Linked DNA regions of Homo sapiens: region 2 is linked to region 1. Evidence: read pairs that join two places in POLR2A ChIA-PET (ENCODE). Cell type or tissue: B cell. All regions are shown on one strand.

Region 1 (8,000 bases):
TTTTTTTTTTTTTTTTTTTTTTTTTTTGAGACAGAGTGTTGCTCTGTCGCCCAGGCTGGAGTGAGTGCAGTGGCGCGATCTCGGCTCGCTGCAAGCTCCACCTCCCGGGTTCACACCGTTCTCCTGCCTCAGCCTCCTGAGTAGCTGGGACTACAGGCGCCCGCCACCACGCCTGGCTAATTTTTTGTATTTTTAGTAGAGACAGAATTTCACAGTGTTAGTCAGGATAGTCTCCATCTCCTGACCTCGGGATCCCTCTGCCTCAGCCTCCCAAAGTGCTGGGATTACAGGCGTGAGCCACCACGCCCGGCCTAAATCCTATCTCTTCTAAAAGTACAAAAATTAGCCAGGCTTGGTGGCGCATGCCTATAATTCCAGCTGCCCGAGAGGCTGAGGCATGCGAATCCCTTGAATCCAAGAAGTGGGGGCTACGGTGAGCTGAGATTGTGCCACTGCACTCTAGCCTGGGCGACAGAGTAAGAGTCCCTCTCAAAAAAGAAAAGAAAAGAGGCCGGGCGCGGTGGCTCACGCCTGTAGTCCCAGCACTTTGGGAGGCCTAGGTGGGTGGATCACGAGGTCAGGAGATCGAGACCATCCTGGGTAACATGGTGAAACCCTGTCTCTACTAAAAAAATACAAAAAAAAACAAAATTAGCCAGGCGTGGTGGCGGGCGCCTGTAGTCCCAGCTACTTCAGAGGCTGAGGCAGGAGAATGGTGTGAACCCAGGAGGCAGAGCTTGCAGTGAGCCAAGATCATGCCATTGCACTCCAGTCTGGCTGACAGAGCGAGACTCTATCTCGAAAAAAAGAAAAGGAAAAGGAAAGAAAGGTCTCACTAGACAGTTTCAGGCCGGAATCTGTTTGCATTTGTACCGTCAGGAATTTCCAGCCTGGGAACAGTCAGTGACAGGAACGAACCGTGGGTGCCTCTGCAGGGGTGGCTCCTGCCTGGCTGCCCTTGAGTTGGCTGAGGAGCTGAGAACTTGGACTTCAGGATTCTCTGACTTCACTGGTCTGACGTGGAGCTCCCAGTGTTTGAATAAGAAGCGGCTGGGCGTGGTGGCAGGCGCCTGTAATCCCAGTTACTCGGGAGGCTGAGGCAGGAGAATCCCTTGAACCTGGGAGGTGGAGGTTGCAGTGAGCCGAGATTATGCCACTAAACTCCAGCCTGGGCGACAGATCGAGATTCCATCTAAAAAAAAAAAAAAAAGAATAAGCAGCCAGCCTCAGGCATTTACGCAGGGACAGGTGTTTACGTGGGGGGAAGATTAGATATCGCCTCCTCCTGCGGCCTTGGAGCTGTGGGGACAGGGATGCTGGGGGTGAGGACGGTTCATGGTAGTGAAGTCCTGCAGATTGGGAGGGGAATGGAGACCCCGGGACCACGTGGGCTCAACTGCAGGGACGGGACAGTCACCCACACAGAGCCGGGGCAGGGCTGTGGGAGCACAGGTCGGTGTGACGTTGGCTGGGGCTCAGCATGCGTGTCCCAGGGCTGGGCAGTTCCACTCCTGCACGTAGACACAGACGAGGATGCTCCTAGTAGCCCGTCCCAAGTGCTTCTTGCCAGAATGGGTCCATTTGTCCAGTGGGCTGCTGTGCAGTGATCGGACAGAGAACCCGCGTCCCAGCGCAGCTGCATGGAGAGGCCTTTGTTTGCAGTCGGCTTCTTGTTTAAGCTCTTTTAATTTTTTTTAACTTTTTTTTAATTTTTAGAGTCAGGGTCTTGCTCTGTTGCCCAGGCTGGAGTTCAGTGGCACAATCACGGCTCACTGCAGCCTTGACCTCTCTTGTTCAAGCAATCCTCCCACCCCAGCCTCCTAAGTAGTTAGGACTACAGACATGCACCACCATGCCCGGCTACATTAAAAAAAAATTTTTTTTTTTTGAGACGGAGTTTCACTCTTGTTGCCCAGGCTGGAGTACAACGGTGTGATCTCGGCTCACCGCAACCTCCGCCTCCCGGGTTCAAGCGATTCTCCTGCCTCAGCCTCCTGAGTAGCTGGGATTACAGGCATCCACTACGCCCGGCTAATTTTGTATTTTTAGTAGAGACGGGGTTTCTCCACGTTGGTCAGGCTGGTCTTGAACTCCTGACCTCATGATCCACCCTCCTCGGCCTCCCAAAGTGCTGGGATTACAGGTGTGAGCCATCGCGCCCAGCATTTTTTTTTTTTTTTTTTTTGACGGGAGTCTCGCTCTGTTGCTCAGGCTGGGGTGCAATGGCGCGATCTCAGCTCACTGCAAGCTCTGCCTTCCAGGTTCAAGTGATTCTCCTGCCTCAGCCTCCCGAGTAGCTGGGATTACAGGTGCCAGCCACCACACCCGGCTGATTTTTTTTTTGTACTTTTAGTAGAGACGGGGTTTTGCTGTGTTTGCCAGGCTGGTCATGAACTCCTGAGCTCAGGTGATCCGCCCACCTTGGCCTCCCAAAGTGCTGGGATTCCAGGTGTGAGCCACGGCGCCTGGCCCAGAACCTTAAGTTCTTGATGTACAGAGAACGGCAGCGTCAGTGAAGTGTGATTTCTGTTTTTTTGTTTCCACTAATTGTGAGCAAACATTAGGGTGGGGACTGGGCTGCTTGTGTGGGTCCCACAGGCTTCTTGGAGCACAGTGTCAGCAGAGAAGGGGAATGGGGGTCCTCATTGCGGGGAGCAGTTTTGCCTGGGATGCTGTGAGTTTCTCAGAGGGAAGCTAAGTGGACAGACTGTTCTGGCAAGAGGGAGATGCTTGCCTTTTGAATTCCAGGTTTGCCTCGACGTCAGGTGGGACGTGACTGGCGTCGTCTGCACACGCCCGAGCCCACGTGCTGTTCCTTGCTCCTGGAGGGGTTTCTTGAGCGTGGCCTCCTTGCCATGTAAATGAATTTGGTTTTAGAAACTCGCTGGTGGTGGCAGAGCCTGTGTAGCGGGTGCTGTGACAGCGTCCCCAGCCAGGGGGCAGCCTTCGAGGTGGGAGGGAGAGGTCAAGGGCCGTGAGGCCTAGTGAGGTGGGGAGTGAGATCCACGCCTGCCATGAGCTCCACCCCTGCCTTGCGGAGCCCTGTCGCGAGTGCTCTGTCCTTTTGCTCTGCCGCACCCTTTGTTGTTGGATTTTCACCTCAGGAAAGCCAGGTAGCTGCTCCACCCCCAGCCAGGGCCCATCAGTCCGGGAAACTGGCACAAAGTCTCCTAGCTCCCTGGCTCAGGGCCCAGCCAGTCCTAGCTCCAGGGAGGCTGCAGCCCATGGAGGTTTAGCTCCCAGCTTGTTGTCACCCCAGGCTAAGCAGTGGGACTGTGCTGCTGAACAGGAAGAAGGGAATGGTGTCTTTGTGGAGATCTGGCACTGTCAGTGGCCCGAGGAGTGGATGAGTCCTTTGTTATTCCGAGGCTGTGGGAACTGGTGGAGGGGTCGGCCTTCTCCTCACTGAGGCCTGGGGTGCCCTTGGAGGCAGCTGTCCTGGTGCACCGAGGGGTCAGGGCACACATGGGTGGCCTGGGAGCGTCTGGGTGGCACTGAGCTGGCGGTGTGATGGGCAGACGGGGAGACCTGGGTGCACAGACACACACAGCAGGGGGAGGGGAGGAGAGAGAGGAAGGCTGCAGAGGCCCTGGCATTGCCGCCACTGGGGAGAGGGCAGAAGCGCCTGTTCCCGGGTATGGGGAGGCCAAGTTTCAGGCACCTCTGAGCACTGCTGGGCAGGTGAGCTGGGGGAGAGGCCGGCCTGAGCACCCAGGCGAGGTCTTCATGGGGGAGGGGGTGGCGTGCGTCCCTCAGTGTGAACACAGAATATTTATGTATACATATGGCACGCACGCAAGTGCATAAACATAAACACAGAAGGAGGTCACGAATGAGGTGGGAACCCCAGTTTCCCGGGGGAGAAGTGAGACGAGGAGGGGTACTGGGTCGGGCAGCACGGCCGGCACCACACGCTCCCAGAGCGCCTTGGTGAGACAGGATGGGCGCCCCTTCAGATGCACAGCCTCCCCCGAAGCAGGAAGAGAAACCCAGGTGTGAGAAACAGGAAATCGGGCTGCCTGAGCGCTGGGATTGAGACCTGGGGGAGGTGGGGTCTCGGTGCTGCGGAGTCACAGTGGCGTCTGTGCAAAGCCCCAGCTGGGGGGATGATTCCCACTGGACCTCAGGAGGAAACGGCTGTTCTGACCTTCCTGGAGCTCGTGGGAAGGGAGGGGGTGTCTCGCCCCGAAGCCACAGTCGCCTGAGCGTGAAGCGGGTGTAAGTGTGGTTTTATACCACGGAGTCTGTCTAGAAAGTAGCATGGAACTTTAGGAGGCCGAGGTGGGCGGTTCACGAGGTCAGGAGATCGAGACCATCCTGGCTAACACGGTGAAAACCCGTCTCTACTAAAAAAAAAAAAATTACAAAAAATTAGCCGGACGTGGTGGCGGACGCCTGTCGTCCCAGCTACTCGGGAGCCTGAGGCAGGAGAATGGCGAGAACCCGGGAGGCGGAGCTTGCAGTGAGCCCAGATCACGCCTCTGCACTTCAGCCTGGGCGACAGAGCAATACTCCGTCTCAAAAAAAAAAAAAAAAAGGAAAAAGAAAGTAGCATGGAATTAGTCCTGGGCACCCGACAGCGGCAGCCACAAAGCCCATCGAGAAGGTGCAGCTGCCAGGCAGGGCGTGAAGGACCCACAGCCCCAGGTCTGCCAGGACGACAGTCAAGTGTGCCAGGAGACCGTCTCTCAAGAGCAAGGATCCGCCAACACGCGCAGAGAAAAACGGGATTCAATTGCTAAAAATCTTTGGACAGTGAACGATTGCATTTTCTTTTTTTCTTTTCTTGAGACAGAGTCTCACTCTGTCACTGAGGCTGGAGTGCAGTGGTATCATGTCGGCTCACTGCAACCTCCGTCTCCTGGGTTCAAGCAATTCTTCTGCCTCAGCCTCCCGAGTAGCTGGGATTACAGGCGCCGGCCACCATGCCCTGCTAGTTTTTATATTTTTAGTAGAGACGGGGTTTCGTCATGTTGGCCAGGGTGGTCTCGAACTCCTGACCTAAGGTGATCCACCTGCCTCGGCCTCCCAAAGTGCTGGGATTACAGGTGTGAGCCACCGTGCCCGGCCCAATTGCATTTTCAAAGTGATTTTAAATTGGTGGTTGAAACCTTTGAGGACATTAAATGTTCAAAACGGGTGATGTGTTTCCTTTTCTTAATATTTTAGCGTCTGCTTCTGCGCTTTGCCTGGGAGAGGCCCTGGTGGCCTCGTTCCTGGCGCCCGGAGTCCCTGCTGCGGCCCCACCCCCGGGCGGTCACGGTGACCCATGCTGCCCAGCCTGGAGGTAAAATCGTTCGTGGCTGTGGCTTCAGCATGTCGTCCTCGGTGAAAACCCCAGCACTGGAAGAGCTGGTTCCTGGCTCCGAAGAGAAGCCGAAAGGCAGGTCGCCTCTCAGCTGGGGCTCTCTGTTTGGTCACCGAAGTGAGAAGATTGTTTTTGCCAAGAGCGACGGCGGCACAGATGAGAACGTACTGACCGTCACCATCACGGAGACCACGGTCATCGAGTCAGACTTGGGTGTGTGGAGCTCGCGGGCGCTGCTCTACCTCACGCTGTGGTTCTTCTTCAGCTTCTGCACGCTCTTCCTCAACAAGTACATCCTGTCCCTGCTGGGAGGCGAGCCCAGCATGCTAGGTAGGCGGCGGCTCGGGCAGGGTGGAAGCCGGCCACCTGCCACCCCACAGGGAGCAGCCAGCAACCACCCGGGAGGGCCGGGGGAGCCCAGGTCAGGATGGGAGGCCGGGGGTGGAGCCCACTGCAGGCATGGGAGGGGTGATTCTCCCTCTTGTCTTCGGCCCCCTCCCTCCCGCAGGTGCGGTGCAGATGCTGTCCACCACGGTTATCGGGTGTGTGAAAACCCTCGTTCCTTGCTGTTTGTATCAGCACAAGGCCCGGCTTTCCTACCCACCCAACTTCCTTATGACGATGCTGTTTGTGGGTCTGATGAGGTAAAGAATCTCCTGGTTTTGGTTGAGTGTCTCTTTTTCTTTAAATGTAAAGTCCCTCTCGTTACTAGAGCGGGGACTCTGCTGGCTGGTGAGTTTTCAGTGCAGACTTTATAAAAGCACCAGGGCTGTCCAGATTTCAGGACACCAAATGAATGTGGCTTCGTGGCTCTCACTGCCACGTGTGTTCAGTCAGCTTCTTTCCGGGCTGGTGGTCTCAGGACAGGGTGCCTCCTTGTCTCTGGGACGTTTTCAAGGGGTGGCAGAAGTCACTTCCCATTGGACGCAGTGCCGTTTCCTGGGGGCTCGACCTAAAGCGTCACAGAAGCGGGTCCAGGCACCATGTTGGTGATGAGGAGGTGGGCGGAGAGGGGCCGACGTGCCAACCGAGCGAGCGAGCCCCTTGGAGAGCCTGCCCGGTGGGTGCAGGCAGACAGACTCGTTCTAAGGTGATGGTGCTTTTGGCTCATTTTTAGGTTTGCAACTGTGGTTTTGGGTTTGGTCAGCCTGAAAAATGTGGCGGTTTCGTTTGCTGAGACGGTGAAGAGCTCCGCCCCCATCTTCACGGTGATCATGTCTCGGATGATTCTGGGGGAGTACACAGGTGAGGCCCCCGGGCCCCGCCCCTCCGCCTGCGCCCCACCATCCCAGGCCTCCATCCGTGGTGCCCGTCTCTGCTGCCTGCCATGGGGCTCTGCCGCGAGGACCACTCAGAGTGGTGCCCACACTGGCAGTGCCTTCACTTCTCTCACGGTCACATGTGCGGGGGTGTCTTGGAGCCTGGCGTCTGCCAGGTATTCTCACACTGGCATGCGGAGGTCAGGGCAGGGTTGTGTCTGTGGCCCTAACTGGGTGGGGAGACAGGTGGGGGCTGGGCAGATTCCTGGCAAGCAAGATTACTGCAGGTGCCAATCACTGATCCGAAGAGGACGGGTGGGGGCCGCCTTCGGCCAGCACCACACAGGCGGCCGTGGCTCCTGGTCCGTGGGCCCTCCTGTGCCAGCACCCCACAGCCTCTCCAGCACCCGCCACCACAGGCCTGTCCTGGGCCCCAGCCCCTGACCTCAGCTGCAACCCAGGCTCCTGCCTCTCCCACCTCTTAATGACTCACAGGCGATTTCCAGCGACATGTCAGCCCCATGTCGCGTACCCAGTGTGGCTGCATGAAAACCAGCGAGGAGCAGAGGCGCCCACAGAGCGCGGCGTCTTGAACGGAGTCGGGGGGTGCACACGTGTTCGCTTATTTAAGAAACTACAAGATCTTAAGGCCGAGGGAAGTGTCTGTCTGCCTTTGGGGACGGGAGGAGGCCGAGGGTCCAGGATGGGGTTGGGCTTGCCCCACATGCACTTGAGACCCGCACACACGTTTAGGTGATTATAACAAAATCAAAGCCTAAAAGTCAACTCTGGTTTTTTTTTGTTTTTTTTTTTTTGTTTTTTTTATGTTTTTGAGACAGGGTCTTGCTCTGTCGCCCAGGCTGCAGTGCAGTGGCGAGGTCACGACTCACTGCAACCTCGGCCTCCCAGGCTTAGGCAATCCTCCCACCTCAGCCTGTTGGGTAGCTGGGACCTCAGGCATGTGCCACCATGCCCAGCTAATTTTTGTATTTTGTGTGTCTTTTTGTTTTTTCACTGTGAATATACGTTAGTCATTTTTCTTAACAATTGAAACTTGGAACTCTGGGGATTCAGAATTAACAGCCTTGGCTGTGAGCTTATCGATACCAGAAAAAGTTTGGACCTTGCGTTCCACGTTATTCTGCTGGGCTTTGTCCGAATGAACCCTTGTGAGCTGCTGTGTCCATTTCACGCCGATTCTCCTGCCCACAATTTCACCTGGGAAGACCGAGTCCTCGAGGATTGCGACGTGCGCAGCTGTCGGAGCGTGGATCCTGGGACGCTTTTGCTTATTTTTTGTACACCTTTTTTGAGTTGGTTTAGGCAGAATTTTCCTCTAAGCAATAGACGACATACTTACCAGTGAACTTTTTCTCCAATTCACGTACTAGCCAGACTTGGATGTTCTGGAATTATTTCAGTGGCAGAACAGG
Region 2 (8,000 bases), 180 kb before region 1:
ACTCCAGCCTGGGCAACAAGAGTGAAACTCAAAAAAAAAAAAAATAAATAAATACTGTTTTCAAGGCCAGGCGTGGTCTCAAAAAACAACAACCAAAAAACAAAACTGTTTTCTCTTTATTTTTTGGAAAATTCGCCAAAGTCAGTGACAGAAAAAAGGAGTTATTTTTCATTTTGGAAGAAATGTGAAAGTGGATTATTTACATTTAAAAGTTTTAAAAGCTTTCTCAAGTTAGCATGACTGAAATGAGCACATTACAGGAATTTGTTTAAATCTGCCTTTTTAGGTACTGTAGTCTCCTGTTTCATAGACCTTGTAGTCATGTTTCTTGCTGTATCCTGTCACTGGATATTTTTGGATGCTGGTATTGTGAACATAACATAACTGTAATCCGGTAGTTCTTTTTGAGATGGAGTCTCACTCTGTTGCCCAGGTTGGAGTGCGGTGGCACAATCTTGGCTCACTGCGACCTCTGCTTCCCGGGTTCAAGCGATTCTCCTGCCTCAGCCTCCTGAGTAGCTGGGACTACAGGTGCCCGCCACCACACCTGGCCAATGTTTTGTATTTTTAGTAGAGATGGGGTTTCACCGTGTTAGCCAGGATGGTCTCGATCTCCTGACCTTGTGATCCGCCCTCCTCGGCCTCTCAGAGTGCTGGGATTACAGGCATGAGCCACAATGTGTTGCCTGTTTTTTTTTTTTGGTTTTTTTTTGTTTTTTTTTTGTTTTTTGAGATGGAGTCTCACTCTGTCACCCAGGCTGGAGTTCTGTGGCGTGATCTCTGCTCACTGCCACCTCTGCCTCCCGGGTTCATGCCATTCTCCTGCCTCAGCCTCCCGAGTTGCTGGGACTTCAGGTGCCCGCCACCACGCCTGGCTAATTTTTTGTATTTTTAGTAGAGATGAGGTTTCACCATGTTAGCCAGGATGGTCTCGATCTCCTGACCTTGTGATCTGCCCGCCTCAGCCTCCCAAAGTGCTGGGATTACAGGCATGAGCCACCACGCCTGGCCTGGCCTGGTAGTTTTTATAACAGATGTTAGATAGCAATACTCTTCATAACTCTGTACAAGGCAATCAGGCAAAACCAAAGGCCAAGTAAAATGTAATTGGTTAAGCTAATTGTAGCTGATGAAACCTTTACGTTTTGTGAAAGAGGAGATGTGCATCAGCAGCTGTAAGTGAGCACTCTAAGATGCAGTGAGTAAAAGGTGTTGGGAGATGAGCAACTAAAATATAACCTCTTAGTTATAAATTGCAGAACGAAGAATTTTACTCAGAGTACAAACTAGTGGAAAAAGTCTTTCGTATACTGGGTTTTTCAGAGTTCTTAGGCAAGATTATATAGTTTGATTTAAAGACCCAAAAATGTACTTCCTGGGGTGCAGGAATGTCAGGTTTCTGTTAGGTGGAACATGCTCCTCATGGCACAGAATTGGCTACATGAAGTTAACCTACAGGCCAGGTGGTAATCGGCAGGATGGGTCGGCCGGAGGGAATAACTTGTGATGATAGTGGGAGAAACCAGTATCATTGCGGCCGTTTTAACTACCTACTGTGTACTAGGCCCTATGCTATGAGCCAGAAGTTGCCACGCTACAGCCATCTCTTTCTGTGGCCCAGAAGCTAAGAATAGTTTTTTCGTGGGGTTTTCTTCTTTTTTTTTTTTTTTTTTTTTTGAGAGAGTCTTGCTCTTGTCACCCAGGCTGGAGTGCAGTGGCACGATCTTGGCACACTGCAACCTCCGCCTCCCAAGCAACTCTCTGCCTCAGCCTCCTGAATAGCTGGGATTACAGGTGCCTGCCACCACGCCTGGCTAATTTTTTTGTATATTTAGTAGAGACAGGGTTTCATCATCTTGGCCAGGCTGATCTTGAACTCCTGACCTCGTGATCCACCTGCCTCAGCCTCCCAAAGTGCTGGGATTACAGGTGTGAGCCACCACTCCTGGCAAATTTTTTAAATTTTGTTTTTTTGTTTTGTAGAGACAGGGTCCAACTATGTTGCCCAAACTGGATCCACCCGCCTTGGCCTTCCAAAATTTTAGGATTACAGGCGTGAGCCAGTGTGCCTGGCCCAGACCCTCTTGTTTTCAGTCACTGTGCAACACCACCTCCCACAGAAACATTGTTCTGTCCTATTCTTTAAAAAAATGTTATCAATTATGTGCTGCCATATACTACACTGAGAGTGGGGATTCAGTGCTTAAGCATAGGTAGGTTTTCTGAATTTTTCCAACTTAAATCTCCTTTGAAATCTTACTGTGTGTGATATCTGAAATTTGGGTGTTTGCTCACTAAAAGAACCTTGGAAGGAGAAGATCTCAAAATGAGCTATTTGTGGATGAAGAGTGAGTCCTGTGGGTTTTTGTTTTTTGTGTTCTTTTATAGTTAACAGAGTAGCAGCATGTAGAAGGTGGTGGAGCCTGAACACTAGGTTTAGCCATAGAAAGGCAGTTAGGTCTCCTAAGTAGACGTTTCAGTAAAGGGCTTTGTTGACGCTTTGCAATGTCTGGGGTGTGTTTGCCCCACTCCCAAACCCCTCCAGTGGCAGCAGCCACAGTGGGCAAGGGACGGCAGTGCTTTTCTGAATTGGTCAGGTTTCTGTGGGAGATGAGGCTCTAAAATCAGTCAAATTATCTCACATATTACTCAGGTTGGCTATAAATTGCATAACTTACATGATTGGGTGTTGTCACATACTTTCTTTTCTTTGTTTCTCTGTGGCCCTCACTGCTTCCATTTCTAGCCAGCACCACCTCACAACTTGCCCATCTGAGCCTCTGTTACTCATTTGTTTGGTTGGAAAACCTCTACAGCCCATTTGTAGACTGATGGCTGAAGAGGGGCAGTGACCAAGGATTGTGTTCATCTGATGAACAGACGCCAGTGATGCTGTTCAGCACCCTGCACCACCCGGGATGACCCCAGTGTCCACAGTGCTGAGGGTCAGACACATTCAGCCTGGGTCTAGCACTGTGCTCTTAGGTAGAGGGATGTGGCCTGGCGTGGGGCTGAATGAGGTTTGGTTTTCCCTCTTGTGTGTGTATGGCAGTTATTTGTGTGGACTTCAGCACCACTGCAGTTCAAATTCAGCCACCTTGCCTCCTCCGTGGTGTTTTCTAAGAGTCTCCAAGGTGTGATGCCTACGTGTAATACCTTACCGGGGAGCCCTCCTCAGCTTCCTTACCTTTCTGCTGGGTGTATTTGTTCTGCTTCTGTACAAATAAAGTACTGGCCAGGTGTAGTGGATTGTGCCTGTAGTCCCAACACTTTGGGAGGTCAAGGCAGCCGATTGCTTGAGCCCAGGAGCTGGAGACCAGCCTAGGCAACATGGGGGAAACCCTGTCTCTACAAAAATTACAAAAATCGGGGGCATCAGAGCACGGCTTGTAGTCCCAGCTACTCGGGATGCTGAGGTGGGAGGATTGCTTGAGCCCAGGAGGTCAAGTCTGCAGTGAGCCGTAATTGTGCCGCTCCAGCCTGGGCAACTGAACGAGACCCTGTCTCAAAAAAAAAAAAATTAATAAAAATGAAGTACTTTACACTACCGGGTAATAGACTTAGGAAACTGATTGTCTCACTCAGTGTGGGGAGAAGTTAATGGGTGGACTTCTCACTCAGACTGTTGTAATCATCTCCTAATTTACCTGACAAGCCTCCGAAGAGGAGGTCCCAGGAGTTACTTAGTGGCTCTTCATCCTCCAATTCATGGTACATGGGACTGCCACGTTGCTCTGCTAACATATACACTTTACTTAGTTATTTATTTATTTGACAAGGTTTTACTCTGTTACCCAGGCGGAGTGCAGTGGCGCAATCTTGGCTCACTGCAACTTTCATCTCCTTGGTTCAAGTGATTGTCCTGCCTTAGCCTCCCAAGTAGCTGGGATTACAGGTGTGCGCCACCACACCAGGCTTTTTTTTTGAGATGGAGTCTCACTCTGTCGCCCAGGCTGGCGTGCAGTGGTGCGATCTCAGCTCACTGCAACCTCCGACCCCCGGGGCTCAAGTGATTCTCTTGCCTCAGCCTCCCGAGTAGCTGGGATTACAGGCGTGAGCCACTGCGCCCGGCCTCCCTTGAGGTTTAAAGAGTACAGGCCAGTTATCCTGTAGGACATCCCTCACTTTGGGTCTGGTGGCTGCCTCATGGGGGGATTCAGGTTTTGCATTTTGAGCTGAATACCCCAGAGATGTGTCCTGGGGCTTCTCTGGTGAATGCTTCCAGTGCTGTCTGTGTTGCTTGAAGGGTCCAGTTTGAGCTCTAACTGGAGCCTCAGCACCAGCTCTGTTTTAGCCACAGATTGAAGCCTCCTTCAGGGTTGCTTCCAGCTCTGACCTGTGTCTTCCTTACATCCTCTCTTGCCCCTCCATCACTTCTCCCCCACCACCAACCCCCAACCCCCTGAGGATATAAAATCTCTGAGATGTGTCTGTTCTCAAGGCTGCTTGCCAATCCTGCTTCCCTTGAGGGATGCCTTTCAATAAGCAGTTACTGAGTTCCTGCTGGGTTTTTATTATTATTATTATTATTATTTTTGAGACAGTACACAGGGTCTTGCTCTGTCACTCAGGCTGGAGTGCAGCGGTGGGATCATAACTTGCTGTAGCCTTGACCTCTGAGGCTCAGTGATCCTCCTGCCTCAGCTACAGATGTGCACCACCATGTCCAGTTAATTTTTAAAAAATTTTTTTGTGTGTGTGGAGATGAGGACTCTTTATGTTGCCCAGACTGGGCTCCAAGTCCTGGCTTCTAACAGTCTCCCTGCCTTAGCCTCCCACAATATTGGGATTATGGGCATGAGCCACTGTGCGCAGCTGTGCTGGGTTTTGTTCTGAGACACAAAGATTGGGAAGTCAGTTCCCTTTTTTTTTTTTTTTTTTGTGAGACAGAGTCTCGCTCTGTCGCCCAGGCTGGAGTGCAAGTGGCAGCATCTCGGCTTACTGCAACCTCTGCCTCCCGGGTTCAAGGGATTCTCTTGTCTCAGCCTCCCAAGTAGCTGGGACTACAGGCTCGTGCCACCATGCCCAGCTAATTTTTGTATTTTTAGTAGACATGGAGTTTAGCCATGTTGGTCAGGCGGGTCTCGAACTCCTGACCTCAAGCGATCTGTCCGGCTCGGCCTCCCAAAGTGTCAGTTCCCATTTTTGATGAGCGTGTAGTGTGTTACAGCTTACTGCAAAGTGGAGGGGCAGAGCAGTAGGTGAGGCTTTTGGGGTGGATTTAGAGCTGAGCTGCAGTCTGGTCGGTTTGTGGGGACTCTTCCTCCCTCTTTTTTTTTGAGACAGAGTCTTGCTCTGTTGCCCACAGGCTGGTTTGTGGGGACTCTTCCTCCCTCTTTTTTTTTTTTTTTGTTGGAGATGGAGTCTTGCTCTGTTGCCCAGGCTGGAGTGCAGTGGCGTGATCTCGGCTCGCTGCAAGCTCCGCCTCCAAGGTTGACACCGTTCTCCTGCCTCAGCCTCCCAGGTAGCTGGGACTACAGGCGCCCACCACCACGACTGGCTAATTTTTTTTTGTTTGTTTGTTTTTATTTATTTATTTTTTGACTAATTTTTTCAACTTTTATTTTAGATTCAGGGTTGCATGTGCAGGTTTATTTCCTGGTTATATTGCATGATGCTCAAGTTTGGGTATGAGTAATCCCATCACCCAGGTACTAAGCATAGTACCCAACAGTCAGTTTTCCAACTCTTGCCACCCTCTATCATGCCCCTGTCTAATAGTCCCCATTGTCTATTTTTGCCATCTTTATGTCCACAAGTCCCTGATGTTTAGCTCCCACTTATAAATGAGAACATGTGGTATTCAGTTTTTTGTTGCTGTGTTAATTCACTTAGGATAATGGCTTCCAGCTGCATCCATGTTGCTGCAAAGGACATGCTTTCATTCCTTTTTATGGTTGCTATTTTTTACTTCTTCTTTGTTTACTTTTTTTTTATTATACTTTAAGTTCTAGGGTACATGTGCACAACGTGCAGGTTTGTTACATATGTATACATGTGCCATGTTGGTGTGCTGTACCTATTAACTGGTCATTTACATTTACATTAAGTATATCTCCTAATGCTTTCCGTCCCCTCTCCCCCCACCCCACAACAAAAACTGAAAATGGATCCCTTCCTTACACCTTTTTTGTATTTTTAGTAGAGAACAGGGGTTTACCGTGTTGGCAAGGATGGTCGATCTCGATCTCCTGACCTCCTGATTTGCCCGCCTCTCGGCCTCCCAAAGTGCTGGGATTACAGGCGTGAGCCACCGCGCCCGGCCTGCCTCCCTCTTCTTTCCCACCCCTCTCCCCCACCCCACTTCTCCTTCCTCTCCCCTTTTCTCTCCTTTAGTTTACCCTGCTCCCCCTTTCTTTACATTTTCTTTCCTCCCCCACTCCTGCCAATCAGTCTCCGTTGGCGTCTCATCCCTGAGGGCAGATTCATGGCACCTTTATGTCTCCAAATGCCTTTAGGCCACGATACATAGTTCACATTCCCTTTATTGAATTTTTTTGTTTGTTTGAAGAGACAGGATCTCCCTCTGTTGCCCAGGCTGCTCTCAAAGTGCTGGGATTACAGGCTCACATGAGCCACCACGCCCAGCCCTTTGTTGAATCTTTCCATCTAAACAGTTTAACTATTTATGTCCTAGGAAGTTAGGGTAGCCATTTGAAAACTAATCCCCGTCGGGGCGTGGTGGCTCACGCCTGTAAGCCCAGCACTTTCGGAGGCTCAGGCGGGTGGATCACTTGAGGTCAGGAATTCGAGACCAGCCTGGCCAACATTGTGAAACCCTGTCTCTACTAATAATATAAAAATTAGCCGGGCTTTGTGGTGCATGCCTCTAATCCTGGCTACTTGGGAGGCTGAGACAGGAGAATTGATTGAACCTGAGAGGTGGAGGTTGCAGTGAGCTGAGATCGCGCTATTGCATTCCAGCCTGGGCAACAAGTGAAACTCTGCCTCCAAAAAAAAAAAAAAGAAAATAAATACCCATAAATTGAAGGAAACTGTATTTTATTTTTAAATAGCCACAATTACTAATGGGTTGTACAGCTTCTCAAACTTCAGAATCAGATTGGACTCCGTCCCACCCCACCCCTTGTTTCCTGTTCCATGTTGATTTCATGCAGAGCTTGCTTTTTTATCACAGCAGCCACTGCAAACAGGGCTTTATTAGGATGTGACGTCATCGGGAAGGGTGTAGCTCCATCTGCTGTTGGAGCACGAACCCCCTCGAGCTGTGGCTCCCTTGGTGTCCAGCAGCTGATGTTCTGCTGTGCTTCCCTTGGCTTTAAAATGTCTTTCGGTGTCCTCTGAGATGGCTGCAGTGTCCCTGGCATCTTGTTTGTTTTGGGAGCTTAGGCTTTCATGGCCCACAGTCTGGGCTGGACTCATCACTGTGGTCTGGTGAGTGGGGGTAGTATGTTCCCATGAGAAGGGGACCCACCCTCTGGAAGTACCTGGACAAGGGTGGAAGGAGGGATCTGTCCCTTTTTAAGAATCAAAATTAAGTCTTCGGGGTGCTGCCTGTCACCAGAGGGGAGGCCATAGGATGCCCAGGAAGAACCCAGGGATGAGGGACCACAAAGGGGCCTCTCCAACATGCAGAATATGGCTTCTATGGTACAAGTGGAATTTGTCATTGAAAAAAAATAAAATAGTTAAAAACGGACTTTTAGAAGACAGTCTGTGTTTTTCTTGACAGATGCGACAGATGAACTGAAAACAAATGACTTGTCAGAATAACAAGTGACTGCCTTTATTGGATGTTCCATGATTCTGGCCATGGCCTTCTCTCCTGTTTTTGACATAGTAGGCAGATAAGGCAGTGGGGATATTCATGAATGCTTTTAAAGAAAAGAAAAAACACCAGTGACTGTGCAGTTGTGTTTTTATTTTGTGTGTTTTGGGGACTGTAATTGTTCTGGATTCTCCATTATGGATCCATGTGTGCTGCTTTGTGGCATGTCCTCAGCTAGTGCAGTGCCAGAGGGAAGAATTGCAGTAGCCCC

What was found. ChIA-PET counts read pairs that join two places held together with the same protein. Peaks named below come from ENCODE experiments on the same cell type or tissue, not always from the same donor. Only the 100,000 strongest peaks of a DNase experiment are listed, where the experiment ranks them.
Region 2: POLR2A ChIA-PET joins it to region 1 with 6 read pairs; 2 of 35 experiments call an interaction of 5 or more read pairs at or near these places.

Annotation. Positions count from the first base shown.
Region 1 is chr1:1,674,016-1,682,015 of GRCh38, reverse strand. It overlaps SLC35E2B (solute carrier family 35 member E2B), which reads left to right. Exons shown (of 10, transcript NM_001290264.2): 3 at 5,170-5,638; 4 at 5,817-5,952; 5 at 6,426-6,553. The coding sequence starts at 5,317. It also overlaps the pseudogene LOC100288379. Among named protein-coding and RNA genes, the nearest start is that of SLC35E2B, 15 kb to the left of the region's middle. RefSeq lists a silencer at 1,412-1,706 and an enhancer at 3,962-4,011. In B cell, CTCF peaks have their summits at 2,718 and 2,927; DNase peaks (open chromatin) are centred at 3,015 and 4,025; H3K4me3 peaks cover 1,324 bases; H3K27ac peaks cover 2,218 bases.
Region 2 is chr1:1,857,992-1,865,991 of GRCh38, reverse strand. All of the region lies in intron 1 of GNB1 (G protein subunit beta 1), which reads left to right. Among named protein-coding and RNA genes, the nearest start is that of GNB1, 29 kb to the left of the region's middle. RefSeq lists enhancers at 2,485-2,544, 2,565-2,614, 2,675-2,724. In B cell, no CTCF peak of the experiment used is centred here; DNase peaks (open chromatin) are centred at 1,131, 4,861, 5,171, 7,191 and 1 weaker place; H3K4me3 peaks cover 1,250 bases; H3K27ac peaks cover 7,281 bases.